2 separate regions of the Homo sapiens genome follow, and region 2 is linked to region 1. Evidence: chromatin contacts called from ENCODE Hi-C or POLR2A ChIA-PET data. All regions are on one chromosome and are shown on one strand. Each heading gives the region's core, a stretch centred on a gene start or an enhancer-like site at or near the end of the contact. The rest is flanking DNA. Distances are from core to core; before and after follow the strand shown.

What was found. A loop is a pair of places that touch in the nucleus more often than their neighbours do. ChIA-PET counts read pairs that join two places held with the same protein, here RNA polymerase II (POLR2A). Pooled maps may share reads with other maps.
Region 2: a map of IMR-90 shows a loop between it and region 1 (5-fold over the local background). The contact joins two enhancer-like sites. A Hi-C loop is called at or near these places in 12 of 168 maps with a recorded cell type or tissue (CD4-positive, alpha-beta memory T cell, Caco-2, IMR-90 and 9 more), 2 of 37 single-sample maps with no recorded cell type and 14 of 50 pooled maps. POLR2A ChIA-PET finds 5 or more read pairs at or near these places in 14 of 52 experiments (AG04450, CD4-positive, alpha-beta T cell, CD4-positive, alpha-beta memory T cell and 11 more).

What each region holds. Positions count from the first base shown.
Region 1 is chr10:103,738,104-103,740,828 of GRCh38, reverse strand. The region is part of intron 3 of SH3PXD2A (SH3 and PX domains 2A); the gene reads left to right. Among named protein-coding and RNA genes, the nearest start is that of SH3PXD2A-AS1, 7.3 kb to the left of the region's middle. Within about 2 kb of position 1,413, at least 9 of the 41 ENCODE cell types and tissues checked have a DNase peak (open chromatin) inside an H3K27ac peak, as active enhancers do; they include heart right ventricle, where a contact is called at or near this core.
Region 2 is chr10:103,770,867-103,773,607 of GRCh38, reverse strand. The region is part of intron 2 of SH3PXD2A (SH3 and PX domains 2A); the gene reads left to right. Among named protein-coding and RNA genes, the nearest start is that of SH3PXD2A-AS1, 25 kb to the right of the region's middle. RefSeq lists an enhancer at 1,296-2,266. Within about 2 kb of position 1,272, at least 33 of the 41 ENCODE cell types and tissues checked have a DNase peak (open chromatin) inside an H3K27ac peak, as active enhancers do; they include heart right ventricle, where a contact is called at or near this core.

The DNA.
Region 1 (2,725 bases), core at 164-2,663:
GGAAGGGTGGAAGGAAGGAAAGAAGGAAAGGCAGGGGGAAGTCTTCCAAGAATGAATGGCGTTCCAAGTGGCAGAAAGACAGGGAAAAAGGAGTTGTACATGCATGCATAGACACTGTGAGTGTGAAGAGGAGAGGCTGCCAGGAATAGATCAGCCTGCTCAGACCAGAAGAGGTCCCGAGGCCAGCCCTCTCTTACGGCTCCTATAATCAGTGCCCTCTTATTACCTCTACAAATGGGTCCTAGTTCATGGAGGTAGCTACCAAACTCTTCATGGCTGGTGTGGGGACCCTGGCCAGTGGTACTGTGTCTGGTGATTCTACTTGAGGCCCCAGGCCCTGGCTCTCATGGGAGTCCATCCCATAGGTACCGCTTTCCCAAGAAGAGCCCTGGAGGCTGTGGTTGGTTTGGGGGTTTAACTGTTCTCATCTCCCTTCACATGCAGAATAAAATCCAAAGTCCTCACGGTGGCTCTCAAGGCTTGACATGATCCAAGTGCAAAGATCATGGCTCCCCCACACTCTCTAAGCTTTAAAACCCCAGGTTGAAATCCCAGCTCAGCCACTAGATAGCTGTGTGACTTTGGACAGGTCCTTCAACCTTTCTGAGCTGCCATCTCCTCTAGGACAAAATGGGCCTGGTTAAAGTACTTGCTTCAAGGTTGTTGCGAGGATGAAGGGAGGGAATTCAGTGAAAAGCTCTTAGTGTGCACCAGGTGTGTGCTGAGCGCTTAGCTACCATTAACCCTTTCCTCCTTCCTCCTCTGCCCACTAACGTCCCCACTGTCAATCAATCTTAGGGCTTCCAGAGGTAGCAGCCATAGAGCCCAGGCCTCCGATGAGCACACAGCAGTCCCAGTGGAGAAGGGACCTGTTTCAGGGTCACACAGCCAGCCTGTGGCCCAGGTAGGACTTGAACCCCAGACTCCCACCGGAGGCCCCCACTCCTTCGCTGGTCTCACCCCAGCCCAGCCCAGAGTGGCAGGAAGAAGGACCTCCAGTTACTGCTTAGACGTCGCAGCTGCACAGCTTCTTCTCCGCTTTCAGGACTGAGTTAATCCTGATGAGTTAGGTCTGTCTCATGCCCCGTGCAATCTTCCTTGCGATGCTCATCAGATTCCTAGGGCGGCATCTGGATGGCTTTGAAGACTCTGGCAGAAGCTGAGCCCTGCCGTCAACGGGCTGCACTATATTTACAAGAGGCCTTTAATGCCCTGTGGTCCCGGCTTCCTTCATGGGGATTTTCCTCCCCCTCCTTTTTCTCTCCCCCTTTTTATACGGTCACCGGTTTGGCTTTCAGAGTGTGGTTTGGATTCCTAACAGAGAAGTCAAGACCGGAGAATCCCTTCCAGGCCCTCCCTCTCTCCCTCCCTCTCTCCCCCACTGGCCAATTGTGCCAAAGCCCTGGGAAAAGAAAACGTTGCTCCTGTCAGGATTTCAGCGGGAAAGGGGGAAGCCCCATTGGGCTTCCAAAAACTCAGCTGGGAATTGGCTTGTGCAGAAATTCTCCTCTGACCTTGCAAGTGAGCAGCAGATCCAGGAGCCTGGTGGGGAGGACTGGGCAGCCCCAGGCACAGTGGCCCGGTGGCCTCACTCAGAGTGCAGACTGGAGGGCAGGGCGGGGTCCTGTGCTTGGGGCCAGCATGGGGAGGAGTCAGGAGCACCCTCTCATCTACCTCCCCACCCCAACCTATCCCTCCCTTCTCTGGATCTCCTACACCTGTGGAGGCCTCAGTGCTCCTTAACTAGTTTTTAAAATGAGTTCTTCCCAGCACTTTGGGAGGCCAAGGTGGGCGGATCATCTGAGGTCAGGAGTTCGTGACCAGCCTGACCAACATGGAGAAACCCCACTCTACTAAAAATGCAAAATCAGCCGGGTGTGGTGGCACATGCCTGTAATCCCAGCTACTCGGGAGGCTGAAGTAGGAGAATTGCTTGAACCCGGGAGGCAGAGGCTGCAGTGAGCTGAGATCATGCCATTGCACTCCAGCCTGGACAACAAAAGTGAAACTCCGTCTCGGGAAAAAAAAAAAAAGAGAGTTCTGTCTGCAACTAGGACAGGAATGATCTAAGCCTCAGCCAGAGCTTTGGCTAACCTTGAGATTGGGGGCTGGGAGAGGGACCCCATTTATCTTCCCATCTCCCTGCTTTCTTTTTTGTCCCCCAACAGGATGAGAAAGGGCGGGAGTGCATTTTTGGAGGCTGAGGCCCTGCTCCATGCAGGTTTGTGGGCCCTCCCCCACCCTCCTGTGGTCCCCCTGGGTTTCCTCTGTATCTCAGACAGTCCTTCAGGGTCCTGCTCATACGGCTGGACCGCTGGTGTCACTGGGTCTGGGCATCCCTCAGCTTCTGACAAACAACTGCCTTCATTAGAAAGGCCCAGAATTCCAGCCCCAGGGCCACCCATCTTCTTGGCAGTCCTGAGCTCAGGTCACCTCATGTTTTTATTTTTACACAGCCTCCCCCTGGCCTCACACATGTAGCCTGTGGCATGTGAGCAATCAAGCGACAGGCAACCAAAAAAGGGTAGGAGGCAAAGAGGCAAGGAATACCGAATCTGTGACATCTTCCCCCAAGGAACAGCGGCGTCGCCAGTGTCTGGATAAATCACGTTTTATCTCCTTTCGAGAGGGACGCAGGGCAGAGCCGCTTCATCTTGGTGATGTCGTCTGTCTGCACAGTGTTGTCCATCTGACAGGGAGATGGCCCGGCCCTCTGGCTTCAGAG
Region 2 (2,741 bases), core at 23-2,522, 33 kb before region 1:
ATTAGCCGGGCATGGTGGCACACACCTGTAATCCCAGCTACTCAAGAGGCTGAGGCAGAAGAATCGCTTGAACCTGGGAGGAGGGGGTTGCAGTGAGCCGAGATTGCACCACTGCACTGCAGCCTGGGCAACAGAGCGAGACTCCGTCTCAAAAAAAAAAAAAAGAAAGAAAGAAAAGAGAAGAAAAACCACACTTATCATTATTGTCCCTCTCTTCTTCTGTGATGCTCGCTGATGTGTCCCCTGCATGTAACACAGGGGACTGCTTAGTCCTCAGCTAAGTAGAATGAACAAATGAATTCTGAGGTTTCCCGCAATCTTGCATGGTCCCCACAGAGACTGGGTGGCCTTGTCTCTTTTTTTCTCTTTTTTTTTTTTTTTTTGAGACAGAGTTTCACTCTTGACACACAGGCTGGAGTGCAATGGTGAGATCTCAGCTCACTGCAACCCCCGCCTGCCAGGCTCAAGCGATTCACCTGCCTCAGCCTCCTGAGTAGCTGCGATTATAGGCGCCCGCCACCACGCCCAGCTAATTTTTGTATTTTCAGTAGAGATAGGGTTTCACCATGTGGTCAGGTTGGTCTCGAACCCCTGACCTCAGGTGATCCACCCCGCCTTGGCCTTCCAAAGTGCCGGGATTACAGGCGTGAGCCACCGCGCCCGGCTGTCCTTGTCTCTTTTTAAGGGGAATTTCTGGGTCAGGAAAGCCACCAGCTTTTTGTAGTAATGCACCCTTTTTTCTTGAGCTAGATAGAAAGGGCACAAGGATGAAGGTTTGAGGATTGGGGCCTGAAAGCTTGAGTCTCTGGGAGCTCCACCCTCTGGGAGGGGCGAGGAGCCGGCCTCTTGGGTTACAGATGTGCCCCAGCTGGGCTCGCCCGTCCTCCCCTCTCCCCTGCGTGGATTGCTGCGGAGCCCTGCCCTGGGAGAGCTGCCGAATCAGCTTTCTCTGGCTGGAGCCAGCGCGTGGAGCCCAGCTGTCCCCTATCTCTCACACGATCCACCCTTTAGATAAACAGCCTGGCCGCCTCCACACACTGCGAGGTTCTGATGTGGTTGCGAGGGGCTCCATTAGCCAAATGCCTCTCACTCCAGCCAGGACTCTGGCGATGGGCCCTGCTTTTCCTCCAGCCTGAGTCAGGCCCGTGCTGGAGTGACAGGAGAATCTGCTTCCTGCCTGCAAAGGTGGTCCCGGAGAACTCTCTGCTGGGCGGGGCCTTCCTGCCTCACCGCCCCCGCGCCCAGCCTTCTTCCTCCCAGAGGGCGGGGCAGCAGGTTCAGGAGACAGCCCCGCTCAGCCCCGATTGTTTTATCTGTGGAAACTAGCCCTGCAAATTGGGTACTGACCAGGTTAGAGCCCGCTTTGCAGCCTGCCTGGCCCTCTAGGAGGGGTGACATTTGAACTGTCTCTCACCGCCCGCCGATCTGACGTATTGAGGGCCAAGATGCTGAACTGTGCAGCTTTGCAAGTACAAGCCCCACACAGAATGAACTCTTACTTGGTTTGCTCTGGAGTCTGAGCCCAGAGATTTGCTTTCGTTGAAAGCTGACCTGTGGGCAGAAAAGGTGTCCCTGGCAGCTGGTTAGCTGTGCTTCCGTTTTCCGCGGCCAGTGGTCCATGGGGGTGGGGGATGACTGACGGAGAGCAGCTCCGGGGCTCTGCTGGTTTATCCTGGTGGTGGGATTAGGTGACAGGTGTGGCTGGGCTCAGCACCTGAGGTCCTGCCCAGACCTGCTGAATCAGAACTTGCCAAGAGCTGCAGATGCATGTTGAAGGTTGTGAAGCCTGGCTCCTTGATGTGAAGGCTGCAGGGTATGTGTGTGTCTGTGTGTGTGTGTGTGTGTGTGTGTGTGTGTGTGTGTGTGTGTTGTTTTGACGGAGTCTCGCTCTGTTGCCCAGGCTGGAGTGCAGTGGCACGATCTTGGCTCACAGCAGCTTCCGCCTCCGAGGTTCAAGCGATTCTCCTGCCTCAGCTGGGACTACAGATGTGCACCACCATGCCCACCTAATTTTTGTACTTTTTTTTAGTAGAGATGGGGTTTCGCAGGCTGGTCTGTGAACTCCTAGCCTCAAGCAGTCCTCCTGCCTTGTCCTCCCAAAGTGCTGGGATTATAGGCGTGAGCTACTGCGCCTGGCCATGAGGCTACAGTTTAACTTATTTCTAGCACCTAAGGCAGAGCCTGACATGGAGAAGGCATACAGAAACGGTTCTTGGGGGAAAGGAATGAATGCATGAGTCCTGCCTGCCCCTGCCCACTCCCCACAGCATCACATTCCCTCTGCACTGTGAGAATCTCAGACTCTTAGGTCTGAAAGAGATGGAGGAGTCGGAGAACATATGCATGTCAGAGCTGGGGAAAAAATGTCAAGTTTTGGTAGCCTAACTCCCTTAAGCCCCAGAGAGATATAGCACCTTGGGTGAGGTCTCACCACTTGTGGTGGAATAGCGGGTCACCTTGTTTCAGGAGACAGGTGGTTGAGATAAGGACAAAGCGTTCCATACCTGGGCGCGTGTTGCTGGGCCCACCTCTCTCCTCAGACATCTCTGTACCTCTTCATCAGAAACCTATGGAGTCATTTCTCAGAGGCCCCAATGACATGTTAGTTATCCATTTATGAATTCTCATTCTTCTTATGGAAAAGATTTAAGGTACTTATAAATATGCATAGAATACAACAAGATAAAAAGTAAAAAGAAATGCATTGTTATTAAGGAAGTGTGCGTAGACATGTGAACAAG